Regions from separate parts of the Mus musculus genome. Here region 2 is linked to region 1. The links are chromatin loops, found by intact Hi-C in ENCODE. Cell type or tissue: left cerebral cortex. All regions are shown on one strand. Links, peaks and the distances in the headings refer to the core of each region. The heading gives the core; the rest is flanking DNA.

Region 1 (11,143 bases), core at 3,144-11,143:
CTTCTCCAGCCAGGCCCTTTGTAGCACACGAGTCATCCTCTAGGCTCCAGATGCCTGTACTCCACTGCTGCTGCTGCTCTTGGTGGTCATCTCATGGTACTGGCATCTCCAAAACACTGCATGACCCCTTCAGTCCTGGGCCATCAATTGCAACTGAGGCTGCACTTTCACCAATGGCCTTCCATGGCCTCTCACAGTGCCAAGCCTCAGCTGCTCTGCTCAACTCCTTCATGCCTTCAAAACCAGTACCACCTGGGTGACCCTTACACATTACCAAGTCCAGCCACAGCACAAGGTACAACTTTGGCTATATCTGGAACACAGCCACTGTGCTTTCAGAAAATACTTCCCAGAAGATGTCACCTCAATGATGCTGGTCTCTTCTTAATCACCGCTAATTTCTTAGCTCCAGCTAACCAGCATCAATAGTCCCAGTAATGCAAAGTTTTTGCTTTAGTAGTTCTGGTATCTTGTTAATCACAGCTGATTCTTCAGCCCCAGCTAACCAGAACTACAGAATCTTCACAATCAAAACAGAAATGGCCCTGAAAAGAGTCTTTAATTTTCCCTCTGAAATTTCACACACCAGAGCTCCAACTTCTGCAGTGTTCTCAACATTATCTTCCAAGCTCCTACACAACATCCGACAGAGGTCTTAACAATGGATGGATCTTCAAGCCCAAAGTTCCAAAGTCCTTCCACAGTCCTCCCCAAAACATGGTCAGGTTGTCACAGGAATACCCCACTCCACTGGTACCAATTTGTCTTAGTCGGGGTTTCTATTCCTGCACAAACATCATGACCAAGAAACAAGTTGGGGAGGAAAGGGTTTATTCGGCTTACACTTCCATACTGCTGTTCATCACCAAGGAAGCCAGGACTGGAACTCAAGCAGGTCAGGAAGCAGGAGCTGATGCAGAGGCCATGGAGGGATGTTCTTTACTGGCTTGCCTCACCTGGCTTGCTCAGCCTGCTTTCTTATAGAACCAAGACTACCAGCCCTGAGATGGTCCCACCCACAAGGGGCCTTTCCCCCTTGATCACTAATTGAGAAAATGCCTTACAGTTGGATCTCATGGAGGCATTTCCTCAACTGAAGCTCCTTTCTCTGTGATAACTCCAGCTGTGTCAAGTTGACACAAAACTAGCCAGTACAGGTGTCTTTAGTTATGATCTACTCAGAGAAGAGCCTAGCTATATAGTCAAGGTATTTGTAACTATAATTTGAGTCTGAGTCTTATTTCTGGGAGCATGGGGCTGGGCGGCAGAACCTGGACTTAACTTCAGCAGTTCAGCCTCATACAACTTTGAGCTTCTGACTTTTGTTTTTAATGTGTAAGAGAAAGTGTGAAATTTTTAAGTATTCACATTAAAAAAATAATATGTATTTAGTTATTTTATATGAGTACACTGTAGCTGTCTTCAGACACACCAGAAGAGGGCATTGGATCCCATTACAGATGGTTGTGAGCCACCCACCATGTGGTTGCTCACGGAATTGAACTCAGGACCTCTGGAAGAGCATCAGTGCTCTTAACCACTGAGCCATCTCTCTCCTGCCCAAGTATTCATATTTTAATCATAGAAATAGAAATTAATTTAAAAAACACAAATGAGACATCTGTGCTAGTCAAATCTTTAGAGAAGTTTCCTTAGGCTTGATAAGCAACAGAAAGTCTTGGTTGGGGTAGATTGTGTAGTGCAAATTGTCCAAGCATTTGGGATTAGAAGATAGCATTAGTTCATAAGTATCAATTATCAAGTAGTACACTCCTGGGTGTTGCGCACGCTATCGTCTCGCCAGCAAGAACACACGCGGACAACCGGATCCTTCTGCAGCAATGCTTTATTACACTAACTTCAGCATGAAGAGGAAGACCCAGAGCCCAGAAATGGTGCTGCTTATATAGGCCTAGGAGTGACGTGTCCATACCTGATTGGTTATGCTAACAGTACCTCATTAATATGCGTCGGGCCAGGCAGTGACTCGGCAAAAAACTCTTATGCACATGCGCACATTGGTTGTAATGTGCATAATTGGTTGAAACCAGCGCCATCTTGTAATGGCGTTTGCGGCTTCCCACACCTGGGGAGCAGGTAATTTCTTTTGTCCAGGAGCCTACAGAAACCCTTTGCTTGTAGACAGATGATGTATTCAAGAATGTTCACAGAAGCAAGGTTCAAACCCACAATAAGTGCTGACAACCCACTTCTTGGGATAAAAATATGGACAACTAAACCATGATAGAGAGCCTTATGAAGGGACAAAATGGACCACAGAGATGAATGAACCGCAGCTGCTCAAGTAGGCACAGGGGAGTCTCTGACAGCCAAATATTAAGTCAAAGAAAAATAACATGTCATAGCATAAGATGTTCAAGTTTTAAAAATTTATAATTTATTTATACTTTTTTTTTTTACATCATAAACTGGACAATGGGCAGGATAGGTTTGGGAAAGGCAAGCAAGACCTTCACCTTAATTGCAAAATTCAAGGGGGTGACAACAGTGTTCAAGATAAACTGCCCTTTGATGTTGTATTTAAAAATATGAAATGGGCAGATGATAGCCCTCGGGCCAGTTCCTGTAATCATAAATACATCAGGGCTTGAGGCCAGACTGAGACAAATGCATCTGTGATGTAAAAGTGCAGGCAGGGCCAGATCCTGTCCTTATTGAAGAGTGCCATATTTTCTTTGTCATATCTAGCTTTGACTTTTAAAATATAGCATTAAAGTATGGGTTGCCTTGACTATGGGCCTTGGGTGCTCTTAGGGTTCACAACTAGCAAAAGTCTTATATGCACATATTTTTAATGAAGGTTCAAAACTGAACAAAAAATAAAACACAAAGGAGAAAAAGAGGATTTCATGTGGGAGAGGAGGCGTAGCTGAGAAAGGAGAGCAAGGAGAGGGAGGGGCCCGCTAAGGGAGGGCACTTCTCCAAGGGTGATGTTTGTGAGTCTATTGGGTCAAGGCAGCTCCTGTTAAAATTAGCTAAACTTCCCTGTTGAGCCTGCCCCCTTTCAATCACCTAGTCCCTGCTTTCAGCAATCTTGCCTAAGAATAGCTCAGCTGTAAGAAGAAAACACGTTGTGCATTCATGTGCACGAAACATAAATTACAAGGAAAAATTATGAAAAGCTATGTTTTTGAGCTATCAAGGCTTTGGATTTTGCTTTTTGCACTTGGAATTGTCAACATAACATACTAAGCTATGGGTGACACACTAGGTCACTACCTGCCCTTGCTGACCAGCATATTCCTTCTGTGTGTGTGTGCTTGCATGGGTTCATGTATGTCCATGAGTGTGTGTACAAGTGCATATGTGTATACCTATGGGTCTATGCATGCATGTTTGTGTGCACATATGTGTCTATGTGTGTGCATGTGTGTGTCTGTTTGTATGCATGTGTGTGCATGTGGATGCATTTGTACATGCATGTATGTCTGTGTGTATATTTGTGAATGTGCATGTGAGCATGCCTGTGCGTATGCATGTACATGTATATATATGCATTTGTTCATACATGAATGTCTGTGTGTATGTCTGTGTGTATATGTGTGTGCATGTGAATGTGCATATGTGTATATGCATGTGTATCTGCATGTGAGTGTGCAGATGTGTGCATGTATATGCATGTTTGTGCTTATGTCTGTCTGTGTTTTTGTGTGAGTGTGCATATGTATATGTGCATGTGTATGCATCTGCATGTCCTTGTGTGTGTATGTGTGTGTATGTGTGTTTGTGTGTGTTCATGTGCTCAGGTGCATGCATGCTGTGGCACATGGGTGGAGGTCAGATACCTCTGGTGTCAGTTCTTCTTTCCACCTTGTTTGAGATGGTCTCTCTTGTTGCTCACTATTATGTACATCAGACTAGCCGACCAGCTAGCCTCTAGAAATTCTCTTGTCTTTGCCTCCCACCTCCCACAGGAGTGCTGGAGTTATAGATGCATTCTATGCATTGGGCTTTGACATGGGCTCTGGGGAATCGGAACTCAGGTTTTTAGGATTATCTGCCCTTTGAGCCCTGTCTGACAAATATGTTGTTATGGAGCTACAGGGGTAATAGGCAACAAGTCCCTTCTTCATGTATGTCTTGATTCATATGATTATGGCTCTCATACAGACAGTCCTTGCAGTGAACTCTGGAAGTGACATCTGACCACACTTTTCTTTTTTTGCGTATTCCAATCATCCCAGACAAAACAAAACAAAACAAAACAAAAACAAAATAAGAAACTTTAGCTTGTCTGTGTCATATTTGTTATTCCTGACAGGATTTAAGATCAGCTTAAACATGATGATGATCATCAATATCTTCTCTGCTGTATGGGAGAGATCCTTTAATTATTAACTATTTAATTGTTGTGTAGGAACATTATTTAATGATTTTAATATTTAATAATAATAACAACAATTATTTAGGAATTAATTCTTAGGAATTAATTCTTGATAGATCAAGCAGGAGCCATAAGAACACAGCAGAATTAGTTAGCATGTGTTCCCCCTCCCTCCCTGTTACCCTCCCGCTCTCTCCCTCTTTCCTGCCTGCTCTTTTCCTTCTTAATCCTCCTTTGGTTCCTTCTTTAAAAAAAAGATAGATTTTTAATTTTAACGTACATGAGTATTTTGATTGCATATATGTTTGTGTACCACTTGAAATGTGAAGGGGTTCTGGCCAGCCCAAGCATGGCACACAGCTCTCGCCGGCCTTGCCCTTCTCCCGGGTGCCCTTTGCTAAAGCCCATTAGATTACATTCCCAAAGCTGGCCACCATGGTCTATTCCCTTATTTGGCTACTTCTTTCTCCTGAGGCTGACTACCAAGGTCCAGCTATCACAGCACTGAAGTCCAGCAATCAAAAGCCCTCTTTGGTTCACCTAATTAACAGTGACCAACTAAAATTAAGACCCTCATCCTAACATGGAATTTCCCATTCCTCCTTTATAAACCATCATTTGATTTTGGGCCATGTCTGTTTTCTCTTTATCCAGAAACAGTTTTTTTTTTTCCTCTGAAATGAATACCCCTCATCCTTCTCCCTACTCCCTTCTTCCCTCTCCCTTCACCTTCTCCCTCTTCCTCTATCTCATGTCTTTGTCCCTTAGCCTGTACTCTGTCCCTCTGGGGAAAAATAAATCTGCTTGTGTTGAGATCATGGTCTTGGGTGTCTTGAGCAGAATTTCTAGGCTCCCTACTCATGCCCAGTACCCACAGAGGCCCAAAAAGTGCAATCGAATTTGGGTCCTCTGCAGGATCAACTAGTGGGTTTTGGCTTCAAGTTCCACCAGTTCTTCTGCCCTAGCTGTTGCTGCTTCCTCGTCTTCCTTCTCATCTTCCTCCTCGTCTTCCTCTTTTTTTAAAGATTTATTTATTTATTACATGTAAGTACACTGTAGCTGTCTTCAGACATTCTAGAAGAGGGTGTCAGATCTTATTACAGATGGTTGTAAGCCACCATTTGGTTGCTGGGATTTGAACTCAGGACCTTCAGAAGAGCAGTCAGTACTCTTAACCACTGAGCCATCTCTACAACCCCTGCCTCAGCTTCCTAAACACTGGGATTACAGGTGAGAATCACAGCACACCAGGTCTTTCTGGGAAGCACTTTCTGGTCTTGAAGGGATACTTTGCAAAAGAGAGAGAGTGTGAAGTTAAAGGAAGGAAGGCGAAGGTTAAAACTTCATAATTTAATTTAATGGTTGTAAAATGTAATTTTGTTTATTTTTGTTAATTAAGTAAGAACACCTCCCATTTCCACAGAGTTATATCTTGGTATTCCCTAGTGTCAGTCCTGGCTGCCCCTTTGCTTTCAGGGTGCTAAGAGTTAAATCCTGCATGATCACATTTTGGAAAAGAAACCAGGCTTAGTGTTTCCCTAGTTTTCATCAACAAATGTTGATTTACATAATCATCTGTCCTTGATATCAAGTCTACCAAAATAACTATGGATTTTGTCTTTAAATACTTTGATCTTCTATTATATATATATATTTTTTTTGGCGATTTCAGAGTGATCCCTGCATGATTGAGATACACACTGTCATGCTGTGTGGTTTTATTTTAGCATTGGGTTCTCTGCTGTTTCACTTCAGCTTTTTCTGTCTATACTGAGTGAACTAAATCTGCATGGTGTTTTTTTTTTTTGTGTGTGTGTGTGTGCAAGTAGTGTATATATTTGCTATTTGGGTCAGGTTTGTTCTCAGTGTTATGGGAATTCTTTAAATAAATGCGAAGCTTTCCTGTTTATTTTAAAGAAGCTTCAAAGTTTCAAATTAATGCTCTGTCTCCTAACGAAAGGTGTAATTTCAGACAAGTTGTTTTACTTATGTTTAAATTTATTTGGCAAAAATTATATATTCGAAAAAGTCCTGTGCCAAAGGGACACATGTGCTGTGGAGATAAATTATTTGCAGAGCATGCTCCAGGCCCTGGGTCCTATCTCCATTGCTGCAAAAGGTGTCCCATATTCAACATTATCTCTTCTCCCCTCCTGTCCTTTCCTCTGCCCTCCCCGGTCCTCTCCTCCATTGTCCTCTCTCCTGTCCCCTCTCCTCTCTTTTCCCTTCTTTGAAACAGGGTCTCATTTCAAAGAAGAGCTGCCTAGGAATGCCTTGAACTTGATAAGTAGTGAGGCTGCCCTTAAACTTGTGATCCTCCCGCTTCGCCTCCGCCTCTCAGGGGAGCATGCCCTCCCCACCACCCCAACCTCTGACAGGTGTTACATTTTCCAGTCTTTCTTTCTGTATTCCAATCTTTTCTGTATTTCCATTTCCTTCTAATTTATGAGATTTTATCCCGATGTCCAGTGGGTGAAGCGCTCCTCCATTCCTCAGAGGAGTCCGCCATTTCAGATAGGGACTGTTCAGCATCGCTCTTCCCAATATCTCTGATATGAGTGCCCTGTTTGACCAGTGTCTTTTGTGATTTCTTGCCACTTCCCCAGTTAAAGAGGGAGGCCATGCCTTGTCCAATAATCATGGTTTGAGATTTTACAGAGATTACACATATTTAAAGTTACAGGTCAACTAAGATAAAGGGGACACTCTTCAACTTACTGTACTTATAAATTAAAATGTATTTTTTTTTTCTGGTTCAGAAATCTAGTCGTCTAAGGGTAAGAAAGAAAACAAGAGTATATGCTCTGCTCAGTGAGATCTCTCTGAACATTGATGGGGTGGCTGGGATTATCTGGGACAGGGGGCCCAGCCTGTTTCCAGCAGAGTTTCCTTTATTTGGAAAGAGTTGTTGTTGGTGTCTTCACTGGTTTCCCAACTCAGCACTCAGAGTCCATGGAAGGTCTCAGGAGGATCTCTGGTGCCTGCTCATCGTGGGGCTAGTGGGGCTAGTGGACAAGGAAATGATCTAGGGGGTTGATTTGTGTATCTTCCTTTGTTTACTTATACTTGAGCCCCACGACTGCACAGAGGGTTAGAGTCACATTTTTAGCCAAGTCCCTTTCTATGTGCCTTCCAGACTGCTTAGAAGCCTTTCCCTCATGGTTCCATCTTCATGCACTTGCCAGACTCCTTTCTTTCTCAGTAACCACCAATGATGCTGTAAGAGGTTCTCTGCTCACAGCATCTTACAGGCCATCTCCACAGAACACTTCCATGGAATGAAGGGTAGTTAAATGCATCCCCGAGTTGCTGTTTTTAACCGAGAGCCATCTCTGCTTTTAGGAAGTCCGGGACTGCTACCAACTCAACACCCACGTGTACTGGTAATGGCTGGCAAAGCATGGAGTTGGGGGCAGGCGGTTTATGCTATATTCTTATTTCATCTCTCTTCTGAAACCTACAAGCAGATGTCTTCTACATGAACACCAACTTAGTAGCCAAGAGCATCTTGGAAAGGGAAAGCCAAGATATTTCCCACAGTCCTTTATCTTCCAATATTTTCATACCTAGAAGTAACTAGAAAAATGAATTCCTCAGTGCTGGCCTACTGTCTGTCTGTTCTGCTGCCTCTTGTTGGTGCTGCTGGAGGCCTGCACAACACAGAGCATTGCCCTCATTGCCTCTGCTCTGCCCATTCTAAGTCATTTCATGCTTGTGAGATCTACCTTCAGGTAGATAGTTATCAAAGCATTCCTCCCATAAATAAAGTTAATCACTCAGCATTCCATTGCATGTCTGCCAAACTGAAGGATTTTGTCAAATACTCCTAAGTTATAAAAGTGACACCAAATTTTTCCTTTAAATTTAGACACATAAATAACTATATGTTAATATATTATTATATATTTTATATTAATTATATACCATATATCATCATAAGTCATAATATATATTAATTTCCTTTAAATCTAGATACATATAAAGAACTTATGTCTTTTTATATTTAGATGCTATTTCCCAGATAATTCATCGTCTGGCTACATTTTCTCTTACCTCCCACTATCTAGCAAGTTCTAAGTGGTGCTGGATTCAGGAAGTCAGGATCAAAATTTTTGGAGGCTTAGAGTTTGACCGAAGCCTCAGAATTGTAGGAGAAAGATAAAAGGTGTTAAGATTTCAATGGATTCCTAGAGGCACATGAGAGGAAGGATACTTGGACAGGAAAGCCTTCTGGCTGAGATTCAACACAATGCTACCACCAGGAGCATGAAGAGGAGGAGTTGGGCCAGAGGTTGTCAACCTGTGGGTCATGACCCTAGAATCACATATTAGCTCTCCTGCATATAAGATAATTATATTATGATTTATAATAGCAGCAAAAATACACTTATAAAGTAGCCACAAAATAATTGTGGTGGAGGAGTTACCAGAGCATGAGGAAGCTGCATTAGGAAGGCTGAGAGCCACCGATACAGGTGCTTTAATGTTTAATGGGGTATACGCATGACTTTATTCAACAGAAATTGCCGGGGCTATTTAATTTCTAATACTTGTGAGCCAAATCAGAATCCTTTTAAATTCATAGGTGAGGAAACAAATTTCCCAGGATGATAGTATTTTATATTGGTACTAAAAGTAGTTATTAATACTCAGAGAAGGGCTGGGGTGGAGGTCAGTTGGCAGAGTGTCTTGGCCCGCAGGACAGTCCAACAGGGTCTGGGAATGTGGAGAGAATGAAAGGTGAGAAACACAAGAATGGACAGCAAGTCTGATTGATCAAGCTGCCAAATTTTTATTGTTCCCAGGCAGGTTTTATGCCCCCAGAAGCAGGGTATGGGGAGGGGGATGACGCAGAATCGCTTTGTTTCTGGGAGAACACACCTGTTCCCAAAAGCAGGATATTGGCTAGTTAAAGAGTTCAGCAAGAGGAACAGAACAGAATGGGTTGCTAGGTCCCTGTCCACAAGATCTATAGCTATTTGTTCTTAACTGGGGGTAGCACTTTCCCATAGAGGCCTCAACTTTTTCCCACAGAAATCTCAACTAAGCTAGTACTTTTCCACTAAGGCCAAGACTTTGTAAGTACGCACTTATGGCTGACAAGGCAGATAACATTCAAACAGGGTCGCTCCCAACAGCAGAGTACTTAGCTAGGAAGCACAAAGGCCTGGGTTCCGCCCCCACATAAACCAAGCATGGTAGTGAGAGCTTGTAATTCCAGAGAAGAGCTATAAGAGGGAGAGACTTTACTGGACCTTGTGATCTTAACAATTGGGTTTGATCTTACTCCTTAGAAAATATTGATGTTTTGCTTATTTATTTTGATTTTAAAAATGGATTCCTAAGTTAACATGCAAAGCAATGAATTCAATCGCAACACCTTTATACATATATATCATTATGGTTTGTTTTTATTCCTTCCCGAAGCCCCACTTTGATCTCTTGCTTGTCTTTCTCCTGAGCATCCCCCTCTCTGCTTTCATGTCATTCATATTCCAGGCCCCTCTCTTGTTCCCCCTTTTAGCCTTCTATTCACACAATCCTCTTCTACTTTTATATCCCCTTCCCACACAAGTAAGTACATATTTAAATATGGATTCCACTTGAAAGAAAGCATGATATTTCTCTGAATCAGATTTATTTCCTTTAACACAATGATCTCCTGTCCAATCCATTTTCCTGAAAACGGCATGGATCTCTATTGGTCTGTATTCTGGACACTATCGGTGGAGATCTGTGAGGCTTTTGGCCTGGTTAGAGTGGCCAAGGAAAGGGGGGGAGGGGAGTTGAATAGAGGCAGCCACTGTTATTAAGAGAGCTACAGTAGCTGGCAGAAGTGCCCATACAGTGTGGTTACCCAGTGGGGGCTCAGACAGTCAGGACCCAGGATGGGAAGTGACCTTGGTAAGCTCAAGTAGTTACCTTCAGTGAAAGCTTTGGGAGAGAACTCTCTTCCCAAAACAGTGTTACAGTTCTTACATGACAGAAGCCCTGAGATGAGCTTTGATGAAGTCATTCTCACACCCCTCTTTCCTCCTCCTGTACAGGGTCTTTATATATATTGTGGGTTGGGGTCTGACAACAGATGCTTTCTCTGGGCTTCGTCTGAGATTAGGGATGCCTCATCTGGATGTGGGGAGGCTTCAGGGTGCTGGCCCTACATGACTGATTGTCATGGTCCTCTCCATAAGGTGCCGTGGTCACAGGGACCTGATCTAGAGTAGCTGGAATGCCTTCCATCCTCAACCTTACCAGGTTACCTGGCATGGTCCATTGCCCCACAGATCTTGATTTTTCCGTACAGCTCAATAGAATTCCATTGCGCTCATGCATCATATTTTCTTTGTCAACTCATTTTTCTTGATGCTTAACAAGGGTAGTTCCATGTCTTGGTTGCTGTGCAGCAGTTAGCTCAGAGAAAGCATGACTGTAGCATGCTGACTTGGGATTGCTTGGTGATACACAAAGGCATGGAATGACTAGGACATACTGTAGTCCTGATTTCAGTTATCTGATGAATCTCTATATTGATTTCCATAGTAGCTGGATCAATTTATATTCCAATAGCACAGGGTGACAGTTCTCCATTCCCAGTATCCTTGCCAGCATGTTTTCTTCATGACAGCCTTTCTACCTGGGGTAGACACAGACTTTCAAAGCAATTTGAATTTGCATTTTAGTGCTAGCTAAATGTGTTCATCACTTTTCTCTCCATTTTTAAAATTAGTATTTTGAGAATTTTCTATAATGTACTTGGTCATATTTATTCTTCCTCAAGGCACCCCACTTCCTTACCGA
Region 2 (8,000 bases), core at 1-8,000, 100 kb after region 1:
CCCCTAACATCTTGAACTATTATAAAGTCTCTGAAGACAAGAAGAGGCCTTATTTCTCTGTAGACTCCCCACAAGTCTTAACTGAGCTTCCTAAACATGATTGAAGATCACATGACTGCAGGTGAACTCAAAGCTGCTTCACTTTGTGGTGGTAAAGAGAGTATGAGCATCAAAGACAAAGGTACTTAGAGAGGACAGTGACTGACACATTTCACACTGTAGGCTCTCTTCTTATTCACGAGTTGTCACTGTTCTTTGTCACCTAGAGGGTAGTGAACAAGAATGCTGAGCCTACAAGGTAGCAGTCAATGTCAAAGCTGCCCTCCCAAGCTCATAAGCTACCAAGGACACTTCCTGAGCTTACATTTATTGTGATACAGATGAGGATGCTACTTGCCTACTCCAGAACATCCTTTTCACCACCAGCAGCACTTACTGATGCTTTTTGCCATTGCTAGGCACCACCCTTGCATCCTGTAACTCAGTCTTCCCCACAATTTTGTGGTCATGACACTTTGCTTATTTTTTTATACAGTAAAAAATAAAAGAGAGAGATAGATAGAGAGAGAGAGAGATTCAGAGAGACTGGATCACATGACACATGTCTCACTGCTGGTTAATGGTGAGTCCTCACTCAGAGAGCCTCATCTAGACTGTATGTATGTAACTGTTATAGCAAGATGCCTACCACAAGTGGCACGATGCTCAGAGGATGCTGTGCCCAGTTCCAGGACATGCGCGCATTCAGCGTTAGCCGTAATAACTGCAGCTGCATACCACTTCTAGTTCCCTTCCTAAAATAGAACATTTTAAAGCTGCTCATGGCTGTATCTTACTTCTAGATGTATGGATACATTTTATTTGCTGGCTAAGGGATGTTTTTTTCTTGTGGTGTCGAGTGTTGAGTTCAGGTTCGTTGGGTGATTCTTCAGTTGCTGTAGTGACAGTAATGGAGTATATATAGCATGTATTAATAGATAAATGTTCGGATGAGATGGTACAATGACTACCCAAGGGAACTGAATTAGCTCATCTGTGTCTACTAGCATTGGGCTGTCTCCCTTCTGTGGAGAGTGCTTCTGACAACTTAAAAATATCTATCCAAAATATCCATAAGAATAGAAAGAAATGTGGCTTGGTGGGCGGGGGTTGGGGGTGGGGCTCAGCTGATCAGAAGTAGGAAGGTGTGCATAGTGGTGTATGCTTGTCATCTGAGCACTCAGAAGGTAGAAGGAGGAGAAATATGAGTCCAATGCCAGCAGGGGCTATACAACACAATCCTGTCTCAAAAAGAAGAGAAGCAGCAAAGAAGCTTGGATGGTGGTCACAGCATCACACCCTCCTCAGTACCTCACCTTCAGACCAACAGCTCATTTCTACACTTTCCTGGCAAAGATCAAGGATCTCAAACCAGCCCAGGCATGCATGTTCCTGGTGCTTCTGTTGAGAGTTCAGCCTTTAAATATGTGGAGAACAGGATTTCTTACAGTCTTCTAAGATGAAGAGAGCCACTGAGCCTTAAATCACTGTTTCTTATCCTTAGTCCCCTTCAGTTACATGTGTGTCTGTCCCTCAGTCCAAATCTTGAGGCTTGAAGACCCCACCCCACCTCTGTTCTCTGTCAAGTTGTGAAAACAGAGTCATAGATGTGGCCATGCCCCCCTCTCTTTTCTTCTGCTACAGTGGCTTGGCTTCTGTGCACTTCTGTTTTCCTTTCCTTCACTGTCTCTGATTGGAACTGTACATATCGAAACTTAGGCGCTCTCTCTCTCTTTTAGCAGAACATTTTACTTAAAAATAAGAAAACTTTGAGTTGTACAATTGTAAGATAAGTGAAACCCTTGTCTAAGGAAGCTGTTCAATGTTTTCCTTTTCTTCTCACTTCTCAGTGAGTTCTTCATGCCAGGCCTTGTTGATACCCACATCCATGCCCCTCAGTATGCCTTTGCTGGAAGCAACGTTGACCTGCCGCTTTTGGAGTGGCTGAATAAGTATACATTTCCCACAGAACAAAGGTTCCGGAGCACTGATGTGGCTGAAGAAGTCTACACTAGAGTTGTTGTGAGTATTCTGTGTGCCTGTCCTGTGTAATGCCTGTTCATCTATGCAAACATTCATTTCTAAGACCAGACTTCAGATATCAAACTGAGGACATTAAGGTTGGCAAGGACTGCAGCGGTTTTAGCTCTTTTCATACTCCATTGACTACCCTACCCTCACAGTGACAAGGAGAGAATTTGAGTTTTAGGTCTCAGCCTGGTGGATTCTATAGCATTCCTTAACTCTTGTCTTCTGGGCACTTTCTCTCACTGCAGCCATAATCCCCTGAGGACATGGTTCTGAGGACCATGTGGAATATCTGTGTGACCTTTAAAAGGCTCTGTGACTCACTGTGCCCATCTATAAAACTCAGAGTTAATGATACTACCTATTTCATGGAATTGTTATATACCAGGTTAACATTTGTGGGGTCCTTAAAATAGTACCTAGCATATGGTAAGAACTCTATCTATCTATCTATCTATCTATCTATCTATCTATCTATCTATCTATCTATCTATCTATCATCTATCTATCTATCTGTTTAATGTTCAAGAAAAAATAAAGTTCAAATTACATTTAGGAAGAAAGCACATTGTTTCAGGAGGTTTTTGAGGAGGGAAGACGGGATGGTTCCACATCGCAGAACAGGTGGGGATGTGATGTGAGGGCCAACAGCATTAGTGGGAACAGTAGAGCTAATTCAGCCCCTGGGCAGTGACTGCAGTGTGTGCCCACTACATGTTGAAATGTCCCTACCTTTTCCTCCTTCATAAAAATTAGCTCTAGAATGAGAGCACACTCAGACACTGGAAAACCAACAGCAGTAAAGAAGGCACAATACAAATGCTTTCATCTGGCCTCGCTTTTTGCAGGGAACACTATGAACTACGTTTCTGGATTCTGATTGGACATCCTGGTAGTTCTATGGTACTGGCTATGCACCTTCGCAAGGAACAAGCCTTAGTCTTCCTGCTAGTATCATTCCAGTCTTAAAGAATAGAAGCGAGTGCTTATATTCATTCCTTTGTCTTACTTAATTATAATTGTGGGACTTATATTTTAGCCTGCATCCATGTGACACTAGAAAAACTTTTCAGGCTAAAAGCTCGTTATGAATTGGCTAGCACACGGTGCTAATGAATTGTGTTAACCACGCCAAATCTTTATCCTCAAAATGTATTTATACCTCCCATTGTTCTAAAAAGGGTTTGAAATGGCTTAAAATTGCATAGTATGAAACAAAAGAAAATGAGTCATCAAATCACAGCAGAGGGAAAAAGAGGGGAATGGAGAAATAAAACCCCAAAGTCAATGTGCAGTCTTGGTAGAACCTGTTACAGATTTAGCTCTATGCTTCTAGCATACGATGTAGACAGGGAAATCAGAAATAAAATCCACTGTGTGTGTGATTTTTGAGAGCTGCATTTTTGAGGGGATAAAAGCATATGTATTCCTTACACTGAAGTTAAAAAAATTCTAACATTGCTAACTGAATGTGGGTGGATATGGTGTCAAAATACATTTGTAAAGATGATTATGGGTAGAAGGAGGAGGAAGAGGAGGAAGAAGAGAGGAAAAATAAAGGGAAATTGCATTATAGCAGTTCTTTACACTTGAGATGGAGCATCAATGTCCTTCAGGCAACATACATAACATATTTCTTTATGTAGGTATTTAAATTCAGTGAGTTTCTAAGCTGGTCTGTTCCAGACATGTCCTGTGGTTCTGCTTATGAGCAGACCTACACATGCTAACGGAGATTCGGGTGGAATTGACCTCCGCTTAAGAGAGTTGGCACTCCCCACCCCCACCCCTGCCCTCCTTGGGTTCTCCCTGTCTTGTCACGTGACTATGCTTAGCATAGATGTCTGAGTTTCCTAGTGTTTTTAGCTCAATGTAGTCCAATTTGAAACTGCAGATTCTCCTCCAATTGAAGCTTTTCTTCATGAGAACCAAGGCTGGAGGACTTTCCTCTTACCCACATCAGCACTGCTTGATAAACCTCTTTACAGGATGAACTCCGGAGGGAGCGAACACTGGCTTCAGTGTCACTGGGAGAACACACCTTCCAGTGACTCGATTTCTTTAGGAAGGGATTCTTCAGCCTTTTCAGGGGTGGTGGGAGTGACATACTCAGTGTTCTCAGGACCCTGGCCATCAGCTAGATCTCCACTTAAACCCTTTCTTCATCTTGTTACCCGGGATTTTGTGCCCTTTCCACATTAGCAGTTTCTAAGGAGAATGATTCCATACACAGAACAGGTTAGGAATGGTTAGGAAGCTTCCACAGAGGGAATGTGGCTGTACAGACTCCAGCTAGTGTCCTGCTAGCTCCCCGAATGCCCTCCCTCTTCCCAGGCTTCCAGCCTCTTCTCTGTGTTTTCCTCTGCTGTTGTCTCTTCTTGTGTTTTTCTTGGCAGTTAATCTATGTTGCCCTCACTTATTGTGGTGCAAGTGAAAATTCACTAAGGAGAGAAGACATAATGATTATTGTTCTTGCCAGGTTGGAGCAGAAAATAATATTACGTCGTCATATACAGAAACAAAGATCCCGCTTGCATACTCATAGATTAATAAAAATCCAAATAGCCTTTCGCAATCCCAAAGAACTGGCATCTCATTTTATGACCTCTGGGTACCCAACCATGCGAATCTAGAAAATGAGAAGCGCCAACTTTTCCTTAAACTCACACTTTTAGAGTATAAATACTTTTGCCATTTACTTAGTCTCTTCCACATCAAGATGGCATACCTTTAAATAAACACATCTTAAAATTAAAAACCAGACTTCTATTTTCATCCATGTGTGCCATGTGACTTTTCTGAGCACATGCGATTCAGGATTTTTTTTTTTTTTTTTTTTGTGCTTTATTTTTAGAGGAGAACACTGAAGAACGGCACCACCACGGCTTGCTACTTTGGAACAATTCACACTGACTCATCCCTGATCCTTGCGGAAATTACAGGTGAGCAGCTAAAAGCAGGATTTAGGGGCATGTCAAGCAAAGACAACCAGAGCATGCCTGGAGAGAGTTTATACTCAGTGGGAAGCTGTGCCTTTGGATCTAGAATTTGAGCATTTGCACTTTGTGAGTGACTCTGAATATCCTAGAGCCCTAAATGGATTTTTATTGTTTAAATGCTTTAATTATTTCTATATGGGTTCTGGTTCCAGGATAACATTTATAGATCAGGAATTTGGCATATTGATTTGGGGCTCTTTAGAGCACCTTTATCAGTGTAGCTGTGGCAACAGTTTGTTATATTGTAATCAATGGATAGGTCTTGACAGTTAGCTAGATTCTGGGCATTGTGCTTGATGCTAGCACTGCAGTGAACTAGAAGAAAAATCTTTGTCCTAAAAGAACCAGAAAGGACACTTAAGCACATTGATTAATACTTGTAGTAACACCTGCTATATGTACCTGAGTATTGTACAAAATACTCAGCGTAAATGGCTGTCTGACATCTATGGATACACAGATAGATTAACTAGAGCACCAAGATGTCCACATAGCTGGGAAGCAGAACTGAGCCTAGATTTAGGCTGATGATTCCACACATACCCAAGTCAATGCCTGGCATACAGCAGGTACTTGGTAAGTACTGTTGACCGGTAATGTATTTGCCTCACTGTTGGGTTCCAAGATAGCTCATACCAAAGGCCAGTTGCTGACACTGAAAATGATCATGAAAGTTCTCAGAAGAGGCAAAGGCTGCCCATCTGGGAAGACTCCATGGAAGTGACCTTTAACTGAGTGGAAGACAAAACCTGGAGAGACTGAAGTGAGGAAATGAGGTGGACAGGGGACCTAGAGCAGGGATATTGATGATGGAGACAGGAAATAGCATGGTTCAAAGGAAGGGGCAGATGCATTGCACAATGAGGAGTGTGAGGAGGTTCAGAGCACAGAGGGCCTTGACTGTACACCAGAGACTCAAAAGAAGACTTCAGGGCAGTGAGTGACATAATGAGAATGATGTTAAGGGATTCATCTGATGATGACTAGATATTAAAATAAGCCCCAGGGAGAGAGTAGCAGAAAGCCTTTTGAAAGACTCATGACAGCAAGGATGATGTGTTTATAAAAAGATAAAGAAAGTGGGAATATGTTTTATGGATGTATGGTGAGGTGTGGCTTAAGGGGATGCCTCCATGGGCCCATGCTGAGGCATCCCTTCCCCTGAGAGACCAGCCACACAAAGGTATAGTATAGAATAGAGTATATTCAGGGTATGGGGAGGGAAGTTGAGAGGGGAATAGAGGCAGAGAAGGAGAGAGAGAGAGAGAGAGAGAGGGGGGGGGGAGGGAGGAGGGGACTAGCAGCCCCTTTTAGAGTGAGTCAGGCATGCCTAGCTGTTGCCAGGTAACTGTGGGGCGGAGCTTTAGACAAAATGTTAACAAAGGAGACATTGTAGAACAACCCCACCTATGTAGCCCAACTGAAATATGAGTTCCTCCAGCCCATCTGATGAAGATCCTTCATTGCCAGCACCGTTAGGCATTCGGTCGATGATAACAGTATCTATGCCGCTGTGGTTAGGGAGAACTGTGACAGAGCATCTGGGAACCATGTGCCTTATGCATCTTTCTTTGTGTCTTTCTTATCAACCTGCACAGCGCAGAGGACTCTGGGACACTGCAGTCTAGATTTCAGATAAGCATGATTTGGAAATGTGTGGAGTCATCGACCTAGGCTCAGTTCTGCTTCCCAGCATGTGGACATCTTTGTGCCTTAGTTAATCTGTCTGTGCTATGAGGGTCAGCAGTAGATGCCAGACAGCCATTGAGGGCTGAGTATTTTGTACAATGTCTGGTACCTAGAACAGAATCACAAGTGTTGCTGCCATCTTAGATAATCACAGGGGCAAGGAATCAAAGCCAAGTCACTTACCCAGGACCCATGTTCTTAACATTTTATACGCTACGTTTAACTAGAAAAGGAACAGCAGATGCATGGAGGGGACCTGGATCCGGTGATGGCAGGAGAGGAGCAGATAGACAAACAAACGAGGGAAAAGAAGGAGAGGTGGTACATCAAGGAATATTAATGCATTTTCTAGGATCTGAAGTTATTACCCTTTGTACCATGAGGGAAAATGAATGTCATGATAGTTGTAACGTTGGTAGAAACATGGACAAACTGTTTAACCAAAAGGAAAACGAAAATAAGAAGTGTAAAATACCCAATTATTTGCTGGCAGGCTGGGAATACGATGGAGTCTGGGTGGAAGACAGTTGACTACTCTTTGAATTTAGTGGCTTTGTTATTGTCACCATGTGAAGACAGAGGGATAATTCTTAACATTCTCACTTTTTAGAATGATTTTAATTTGATATTTTTTTTTTTAAAAAAGCACATTTTTAGATACTTTCTCTGTTTGCTTCACAGATAAATTTGGGCAGCGAGCATTTGTGGGCAAAGTATGCATGGATTTGAATGATACTGTTCCAGAATACAAGGAGACCACCGAGGAGTCAGTCAAGGAGACAGAGAGGTAGTGTGCCTAGGGGAGGGGTGGGGTTCATCTATATTTTAGATGAGTTATCTGCTATCCTTATAGAGTCTGAAATCAAGATGGGAAAGTAGATACCATTATGACCCAGTTGAGATCTGAGCACGGTGACAATGTCAAACTATGGTGTGGACAGAGACAACACAGCTGGTCCACACGAAGACTCTAATGTGGCTGGTTGTCAAGCCACCTCTCCCAGATGCAACATACAAAGGAGGTGCCCTAAATATACCAGTGTCAGTTCTAGGATAAGACTCCAATCAATCTGCTTGCAAAAGGGTAGGGATAATCCATGCTATACCACAAGTTCAGCACAGCAGGGCTATTTATGATTCATAGATAGACAACATGGAGAGTACAAGCCTAGGACCCCAAGTGGGTTAGTTTGCAAGGCTCAGCAGAGCTGCCCAGGAGGAGTGGAGGGTCATCTATACATACCC

What was found. Hi-C counts contacts between places; a loop is a spot of excess contacts. Peaks named below come from ENCODE experiments on the same cell type or tissue, not always from the same donor. Only the 100,000 strongest peaks of a DNase experiment are listed, where the experiment ranks them.
Region 2: a loop joins it to region 1, with 11 times the contacts of the local background. A loop is called at or near these places in 3 of 42 quality-filtered maps.

What each region holds. Positions count from the first base shown.
Region 1 is chr19:21,522,557-21,533,699 of GRCm38, reverse strand. No RefSeq gene overlaps it. Among named protein-coding and RNA genes, the nearest start is that of Gda, 55 kb to the right of the region's middle. In left cerebral cortex, for the core only: no CTCF peak of the experiment used is centred there; DNase peaks (open chromatin) are centred at 6,119, 7,712 and 9,488; H3K27ac peaks cover 2,781 bases.
Region 2 is chr19:21,422,540-21,430,539 of GRCm38, reverse strand. Gda (guanine deaminase) reads left to right here. Exons shown (of 14, transcript NM_010266.2): 3 at 1,890-2,061; 4 at 4,922-5,009; 5 at 7,437-7,542. Among named protein-coding and RNA genes, the nearest start is that of Gda, 46 kb to the left of the region's middle. In left cerebral cortex, for the core only: no CTCF peak of the experiment used is centred there; DNase peaks (open chromatin) are centred at 793, 975, 3,421 and 4,916; H3K27ac peaks cover 2,824 bases.